2 separate regions of the Homo sapiens genome follow, and region 1 is linked to region 2. The links are chromatin contacts, found by Hi-C or POLR2A ChIA-PET in ENCODE. All regions are on one chromosome and are shown on one strand. The core of a region is the stretch at or near the end of the contact, and the rest is flanking DNA. Distances in the headings are between cores, read along the strand shown. Region 1 overlaps WDR88 (WD repeat domain 88). Region 2 has its middle 22 kb from the start of CEBPA.

Region 1 (4,130 bases), core at 1-2,500, 120 kb after region 2:
TCTAGAGATTCTTATGCCTCAGCCTCCCAAGTAGCTGGGACTACAGGTGGGCATGACCACACCTGGCTAATTTTTGTATTTTTAGTAGAGATGGTGTTTCACTATGTTGGCCAGGCTGGTCTCGAACTCCTGACCTCCAATGATCCTCCAGCCTCAGCCTCCCAAAGTGCTGGGATTACAGGCATGAGCCACTGTGCCTAGATGACAGAGGGACTTTAAGCACAGAGAGGTTTAACATTCCATTTTAATCCGTTTATTTGCTGTGAGGAAACTCGCTTTGTCTCCCCAAGTCCTAGGAGAAGACAGCTCAGATAGACCAGCCCCAGGGACCTGAATATGGGCTGCTCAAGGACACATGTCTACTTTGTGTCCCTGGGAACAGAAAGACCAAGAATCAGGGATGCACGCATTCACAGCCAAAGGTGACAGTGAGATCGTGAAACCAGGGAGTATGCAGAAATCCTGGGGTGTGGGGCCCCTTGGGGGAACAGGGGCACAGCATGAGGCAATTGTGGGTTCTTGCTGTGTTGGATAACACATCCCCGTATCATAGAGCCACTCTGAGTTGGGGCTCCTCTCATCCTCTCACTTGTAGCCCAGAGCATTCAGTTGACATCCCCATTTTGGAACCCCAAGCTTTCTGTGCATGCCTCACTAGGGCATGCGTCTCTCTTCAAGGTAATTTCTGTTTTTTGTTTTGTTTTGTTTTGTTAGAGACAGAATCTCAGTCTATCGCCCAGGCTGGAGTGCAGTGGCACAATCTTGGCCCAGTGCAACCTCCGCCTCCCGGGTTCAAGCGATCCTCCCACCTCAGCCTCCCAAGTAGCTGGGACTACAGGTTTGCACCACCACACCCGGCTGATTTTTGTATTTTTAGTAGAGACGGGGGTTTCACCATGTTGGCCAGGCTGGTCTCAAACTCCTGACCTCAGGTGATCCGCCCACCTCAGCCTCCCAAAGTACTGGGATTACAGGAGTGAGCCACAGTGCCCAGGCCTGCACAGTAACTTCTGCTGTTCTTAGACACTCCCACCTCAGGGTTTTTGCATCAGCTGTTCCATCTGCCTGGACTGCCCTTCTTCTTCAAGATCCCCACTTATGTAGTCCTTTCTGTTCTCAGCTCAAACACCTCCTTCTCCAGGAAGCTCTGCCCATGCAATGTGGATGGGTCCCCCGCCTCTGTCCCCATCATGTCACCCTGTTGTGGTTTCTCCATTTCACTCCTCACAGTCGGTGGTGTGTTTGCTGGCTTCCTGTCTGTCCTTCATCAGCCCACAGAGGCATCAAGGCCTGTGTCACTCACAGCTGTGTCCCCAGCAACCAGCATTGAGCACAGGAAGGACTCGGGAGGGAAGTTCAGATCCTCAATCTCATGCTGGCCACATGTACCTTCAAAGAGAGCTTCCGGTAGCCTTCTGCTACATCCCAAATAGCCACAGTCCTATCAAACCCTCCAGAAATGAGAAAAGAGCCTGCAACAGAAAATGAAAGGGTGGAGATGGGGGTCAACTTTCCAAGCCAAGTGAGCCCAAAGCCAGCTGAAGATGCCTTGGCGAGGCACCACCTCATCTCACTCTGACAACACTGAAACCCCTTCCTGGAGTGGCTCCACGACCCCAAGCCAATTACAGCTGATTCTTATCATTTACAGTAGTCATGTTCTATGACAGGGGTCCCCAGTCCCTGGGCCACAGACTGGTACCAATCCATGGCCTGTTGGGAACCAGGCCACCCAGCAGACAGTGAGTGGTAGGCAAGCAAGCCAAAGCTTCATCTGTATTTACAGCCACTCCCCATCGCTCGTATTACCACCTGAGCTCGGCCTCCTGTCAGATCAGCTGCAGCATTCGATTCTCACGGGAGCATGAACCCTATTGTGAACTGCGGATGCGAGGGATTAGGTTGTGCACTCTTTATGAGAATCTAATGCCTGATGATCTGTCACTGTCTCCCATCACCCCCAGATGGGACCATCTAGTTGCAGGAAAACAAGCTCAGGGCTCCCACTGATTCTACATGATGCTGACTTGTATAATTATTTCACTATATATTACAATGTAATAATAATAAAAATAAAGGGCACAATAAATGTAATACACTTGGGTCATCCCGAAACCATCCTCCACAGCTCCCATTTGTGGAAAAGTTGTCTTCCATGAAACCTGTCCCTGGCGCCAGAAAGGTTGGGGGCCTCTGCAGTTTTTGCAGACACTGAATTAGTGAATACTGAACCATCGCTCCTAGGGGAAATACAGGGTCAGTTTCCTGCGAGCTCTGGTCACATTCTCATCAGTTGATCAGTACGTAACTTTGTTTTATGTGTGTTTCTGTTTAAAGACACCTTATTGCATATATACTGTTGATTTGTTTACATTGAACTCACAACCAACAGCTGTAACTCATGCCTGAATGGATGCATGCATTTTCCCCATCATAGCACTCTCGCGCTTAGGAACGGCAAACAGCACTTCGGCACTGTGGTTAGGGATCATTTTATTTGTTATTTATTTATTTATTTATTTATTTATTTATTTATTTATTTATTTATTTTTAGAGATAAGGTCTTGCTCTGTCACCCAGGCTAGAGTGCAGTGATGCAATCAGCTCACAGCAGCTTCAAACTCCTGGTCTCAAGCAATCCTCCCACTTCAGTTACCAAGTAGCTGGGACTACAAGCAGGTGCCAGCACACCTGGCTAAATTTTTTTTTTTTGTTTTGGTAGAGATGGGGTCTCACTATGTTGCCCAGGCTGATCTCAAACTCCTGGGTTCAAGCAATACTCCCGCCTCAGCACCCCCCCAGCACTGAAATTAAAGCTGTGAGCCACCACACACGGCCAAGGGAGCCATTTTACACAGCAAAATCACTAACAAAAAGCAAAAGAAAGCCCAGGTGTGGTGGCTCACGTCTGTAATCCCAGCACTTTGGGAGGCTGAGGCAGGCAGATCACATGAGGACAGGAGTTCAAGACCAGCCTGGACAACATGGCGAAACCCCATCTCTACCAAAAATACAAAAATTAGCCAGGCATGGTAGTGCGCACCTGTAATCCAAGCTACTTGGAAGGCTGAAGCAGGAGAATCGCTTGAACCCAGGAGGCAGAGGTTGCAGTGAGCCAAGATCGCGCAACTGCGCTCCAGCCTGGGCAACAGAGGGAGCAAAACAAACAAACAACAACAAAAAAAAATGGTGGCACTAAATAGACCACAAAAAGGACATTTTACCACGTGGGAGGTGAAACAAGAAGGCAGAGTGTTGCCTTGTCCAACCTCAGCTGGGAGGTGACTTAGATTTTTTGCTGCTCTTCACATCTGTGAGTGACCTTGAAAGTGCCATGAATGTTGACTTTAGGTTTACAAATAAATATCAGCAAGTAGGTGACTTCACAAATACAGAATCAGGAATAATAATGATTAACTGCATGTGATTCTTTTTTTTTTCTTTCTTTTTTTCTTTTTTTGAGACAGAGTCTCACTCCGTCACCCAGGCTAGAGTGTAGGAGCGCAGTGGCACAATTTTGGCTCAACTGCATGTGATTCTGAACCCCATAAAGCCAAGGACAGAAGCTGGCAGGGTGCCTCACAGTGGGACTTAGACAAGGGGTGCTGCTGAAGAGGGAAAGTTGCCCAGAAGCACCCTAGTGCTTCTCAAGCCAGGCCCCAGTGGCATGTGTGCCAGCTGAGGCCCCCAGACACACAGAGCAAGCCCCACTTCTCACCAGGATAGGGGAGCATATGTTTGGCTCCTGAGTGTCAAGAGCACCCACTTCCCTCCCTGGAGCTGGCTAGCCGCGGTGGCTTCCTGTCACTGCCCCCATTCACCTCTATGTCCCTTTATCTGGCAACAGCTCCCAATTTCCTGTGGGGAAACACTCCTTGCCTACTCTTAGTCCCTCTGCATCAGGGGGTTCTGACCCCAACCCTAGCTCTGCAGGTGGGCAAGTCACCCAGACCTGGCCAATCAGAGGCTTTCGTTGCCCCCTAAGTGATTCATTAAGAGATGGACATGTGTCCCAAGCTGAGCCAATGGGAGTCTTCCCTGGGACTTGTTCTGGCACCATCAGACAGAAGGTCTCTTTCTCCAGGACTGCCAGGGGCCAGAACTAGGCTGAGCTGGACCACTAAAGGTCC
Region 2 (4,122 bases), core at 905-3,404:
GTCTCCAAAGAGCCTAGTTGCCCCTTTTGCCCTTCATTCATTCACCTGCACTCAAGGATGTTCTTGGAGGTGGGAGGGCACCCACTTGCCGAGCCCTGACGGCCTGCAAATGAGTTCTCAAATCCCTCCTTTCATGCTGGTGGCTGTTCTGGGAGGTGGTCCCGCCATCAGCCTATCCATCAGACGAGGGGTTGGGGAGGGTCCCCAAGGCATACTTTACCCAGATTCTCTGGCATGGCACAGCCAGTACGAGGCCCCACCATGAAGCCACGACCTTCCCAGCCTCACTCTTGCCTAAAAGAACGGGATGTGAGGTCAGGGAGGGAGAGGGCTGATGAGGGGTCCTGGAAGGGCAGGAGCCCCCATCTCAAGAAGAGAGATCAGTGCTGAGGCCCAGCAGCAGGCAGCCCCACCAGGGACCAGGAGGAGGGCTTCCTCCTGGCGTCTCCATGCCACAAGATGTAAAATAATCCCCTCGGCTCAGAAAAACACATTTTATGGCCATCTGACTCACTTCCCACAAAGCTAGGTCCACCGCCACCCCCCAGCCCCAACATTTAGAGCTTTTGTTTTGAAAAATAAAAAAATATGTTGAAAATTTCAAGATGACTTTTGAACATAAATTGTTCCTTTCCTCACCCTCGTCCCAGGCCCCCCTCACCTAATTTCCCAAACCTTGGCTGCCAGAGCCACGGGAGGACCCAGTCCAAGTGGGTGTGGGAGGACTCTGGAGTCACCGGGCAGCACAGCCCGCAGGGCCCAGCTGGCGGATGCCTGACGGCCGCTGAGACGGGTCAGGGGCCCTCCAGGGAAGTCCAGGCTTTGGTGAACCTGATCCTTTGGGTTCCGGGTCCCACATGGACCCCTCTAGTGCCCGGCAGTCTCTTCAGGTCACTTCCAGGGATGCAGATAAAGTCTGCCTGGTGGCTCTCCAAGCACTGGGACAAGGGCGGCTGCAAGCGTGGCCTTATTCACTGAGCCCCAGACCTTGCTAGCCACTGGCCTCCCCAGCAAAGAGCAGGCCTGACCCCCATCATCCCGAGACCCCACAAGTGATGCGTGGCGGTCCTTTGATCCCCCAAATCCAGCAGGGCTTTCGATGCCCCCGCACACACCGAGACATGGCCTCCCAACTCCCTCTGACTCTTCCATTCCTTGAATTTCCCCAACAGCCCTGACAATGGCTGTCCGCATCCCCATTTCTCAGGCCCCAGGCAAGCCCAGACAGCACGTGACCCCTGTCAGCTGACAGAAGGCCGAGCTCAGATGAGCCGTCTGCCCGGGCTCCTGCTGCCTCCCCAGTAGCCCAGGGCTCAGATGGAGGGCCAGGGTGGAACGCACAGCCAGGGGGTCTCTCGTTCCTGGCACACGGTGTGGCCGCAGGGGAAGGACCCAGCGCCCACAGAGCTGGCCTCCACGCCCCACCTGCAACTGGCACCACTTGGCACCTTCAAGGCTCTCCCCACGGCACTCAGGTGGCCCGCCCCGTCATCTCTCCGCCTTCCCCCACAACAGCCTCTGGCACCTTCCAAAAGGTCTCCCGGGGAGGAGGCAGCCACCTGCAGCCAGGGTGGGGCACCCACCAGCACCAGCCTCCCTCCAGCCAGAGCCCCGACTGGGCAAGGCTCTGCCACACCTGGGCCAGGTGCCTTGGCCTGCAGGCTCAGACTCCTAGGATCCAGAATGAAACAGGTTCCATCCCTGGTTGCCATGAGCCCAACTGGGTCTGAGATCTAAGCAGGGCCTGGCACCCAGCCCCTCCACTGCCCATCCACTAGGAACTCATTCCAAGCTACCGGCTCCTTGGGGGATCTGTGAGCTGCTGAATGCTGGGAGACTGGGCTCCTGATACCGACCTCGTGCTAAGAGCTGCCCAAGCTGGGGACACAGGAGCAGAGTGTCAATCCACAGGAGGCCTCTATCCTCAAGGGGCCACCATCCCCGACAGGAAGCGCAGGCAGACCCCAGGCCTGTAGGAGCTGCCCCTGGTGACCTGGTGATCAGTGACCCTGGATCCTGGTTCTTGGGGGTCTGGACTCCCACTTCAGCACAGGAAACAGTGGTGAGAAGCAGCCCGGGGTGAGTGGGGTGACTTACAATCAAGGGCCCTGCAGGTTTGCCGGGATGGGCATGCCCCCTGCCAGGGCGGGAGTGTGGACTGGGGTCCCCCAAGCTGGCTAGGCCATGGGCATCAGGGGAAGGGCCAGAGGTAACCCGGACTTCCTTAACCACAAGAAAATGACTCAGCTAAATTGAGGAAGACTTCCGTTTCGGCAGAATATTTTTTCCACTATGGTAAGAGCTTTTCGCCCACAGGCTCCAGAGGAGCTGGGTACCCCAGAGGAGGGTTTGGAGTTTCAGTTTGAGTAGTCAAGGCTGGTTCTTAATCATCCTTTTCAAGAGACAGCTCTTGGTTTTCCAGCAGGTGGCTGGGTAATGGGAAGCCAAGCCAGGTGTGTGTGTGTGTATGTGTGTGTGTGTATGTGTATGTATGTGTGTATGTGTGTGTGTGTGTGTGTGTGTGTGTATGTGTATGTGTGTGTGTGTATGTGTATGTGTGTGTGTGTATGTGTGTGTGTATGTGTGTTGGGGGGGGCGTGCAAGTGCACATTTGTGCCTTGTGGACTCTGGGGGCCAGGAAGGCAGAGATTTAGTCCCAAGCCTTCCCCTTGTCCAGCAGTAGGCCTTGCCCTGGTCTGCAGAGATGACCTGGATCCTCCAGTCCTCACAACCCTGCCAGCCTGAGCAGGGCTGATGGCTGCATTCATTGAGGGTTCAGTGTGCGCCAAGCAGCAGGCCAGGCACTTGCCCACATTGTCTCATTTGAGTGCTCACAACCCCTGGAGGTGGCCTCCTCCCAGATATCAGTGGAAGTGCCCAGAGAGGAAGGCAGCAGGTGGACACAGCCACAGTGAACCGCACACCGAGGCAGCCGACACCGCTGGAGCCCTCTTTGTGGCTGCCCCACCTGCCCGTTCTCCAGCTTCCGGAGACGTTGCCCCAGGTTGTCTGCTGTAGCAACAGCGGCAGCACTGGGCTCAGTAAGGCCTGAGGACTTTTTCCCAGGGGCCTTGCTCAAACATCAGCCCAGGGGTTATCAGAAGCTGTGCCTTGCCCTGGACTCTGGGGTGGAAAGTCAGGCATTTTCAATGCAGCCCTGAGCCCCAGGCAGGCTGGGTGCAGGTGGGGTCTTCCAGAAGTGGGAAGCTGGAAGCCCCCCACTTCCAGCCTAATCAGTGTGGCGAGGGGAAGCCCCGGTCCCGGTGTGTGGTGGGGAGGAAGGCCGGCTGCTTCAGGCTCCTGCCTCTTCTGGTCCAGCCCAGGTGGGCTTCCTGGAGGAGGGCACTGGCAGACTCTGACCTGGACAGCAGCAGTGAATGCTCTGAGAGCATGGGAAGTGCCGGACGTGATGCCCCACACCTGTAATCCCAGCACTTTGGGAGGTCAAGGCAGGTGGATCACCAGGAATTCGAGAATCAACAGGAATTCGAGACCAGCCTGGCCAACATGGGGAACCCCCATCTCTACTAAAAATACAAAAAATTAGCTGGGTGTGGTGGCACACGCCTGTAATCCTAGCTACTTGGGAGGCTGAGGCTGGAGAATTGCTTGAACCCAGGAGGTGGAAGTTGCAGCGAGCCGAGGTCGTGCCACTGCACTCCAGCCTGGGTGACAAAGTGAGACTCTGTCTCAAAAAAAAAAAAGAGAGTGTGGGAAGTGCTGGCCCCCAGAAAGTGACTGCCTAGGCAAGGAGGGGCTGCTCCCCACCCCCAGAGACGCCCCGTGCCTGCTCCCACCCAGCATGCTCCAGAGCTGGGAAACTGCTCCTGCTTCTCAGTCCCCTGCCAGGGCAGGTTATTCCCTGGGGCCTCACACTGTGAGGGGAATGACAGGGTACAGGGTCGTCCTTCCCCCGACATGGCCGGCTGGACCTCAGCTCTGCTAGAGGCCCTTCCACATCCTGCCTCCTGCCCTGGGCTGGGGGTCAGTTTTCCCAACCTGGAGGTGAGTGGGAGTCCGAAGCTGCCCCAGGGAGTGGGTGGGGGGGGCTTGCCCTGGTCTCCAGGGATTTCAGAGGACAGAGTTGACCTGGCTGGTGTGGCTCTGTGGCCAGGGCAAGGG

What was found. Hi-C counts contacts between places; a loop is a spot of excess contacts on that map. ChIA-PET counts read pairs that join two places held with the same protein, here RNA polymerase II (POLR2A). Pooled maps may share reads with other maps.
Region 1: a pooled map shows a loop between it and region 2 (10-fold over the local background). The contact joins two enhancer-like sites. A Hi-C loop is called at or near these places in 2 of 168 maps with a recorded cell type or tissue (CD14-positive monocyte and DLD1), 3 of 37 single-sample maps with no recorded cell type and 10 of 50 pooled maps. POLR2A ChIA-PET finds 5 or more read pairs at or near these places in 4 of 52 experiments (A549, Caco-2, IMR-90 and 1 more).

Annotation. Positions count from the first base shown.
Region 1 is chr19:33,157,756-33,161,885 of GRCh38, reverse strand. It overlaps WDR88 (WD repeat domain 88), which reads right to left. Exons shown (of 11, transcript NM_173479.4): 8 at 1,390-1,472. It overlaps LOC124904691 (a long non-coding RNA gene), which reads left to right. Exons shown (of 2, transcript XR_007067228.1): 2 at 1,231-2,115. Among named protein-coding and RNA genes, the nearest start is that of TRT-AGT1-3, 17 kb to the left of the region's middle. RefSeq lists a cis regulatory region at 545 and enhancers at 461-630, 974-1,383. Within about 2 kb of position 1,250, at least 4 of the 41 ENCODE cell types and tissues checked have a DNase peak (open chromatin) inside an H3K27ac peak, as active enhancers do.
Region 2 is chr19:33,278,848-33,282,969 of GRCh38, reverse strand. No RefSeq gene overlaps it. Among named protein-coding and RNA genes, the nearest start is that of CEBPA, 22 kb to the left of the region's middle. RefSeq lists an enhancer at 3,872-4,122. Within about 2 kb of position 2,154, at least 2 of the 41 ENCODE cell types and tissues checked have a DNase peak (open chromatin) inside an H3K27ac peak, as active enhancers do.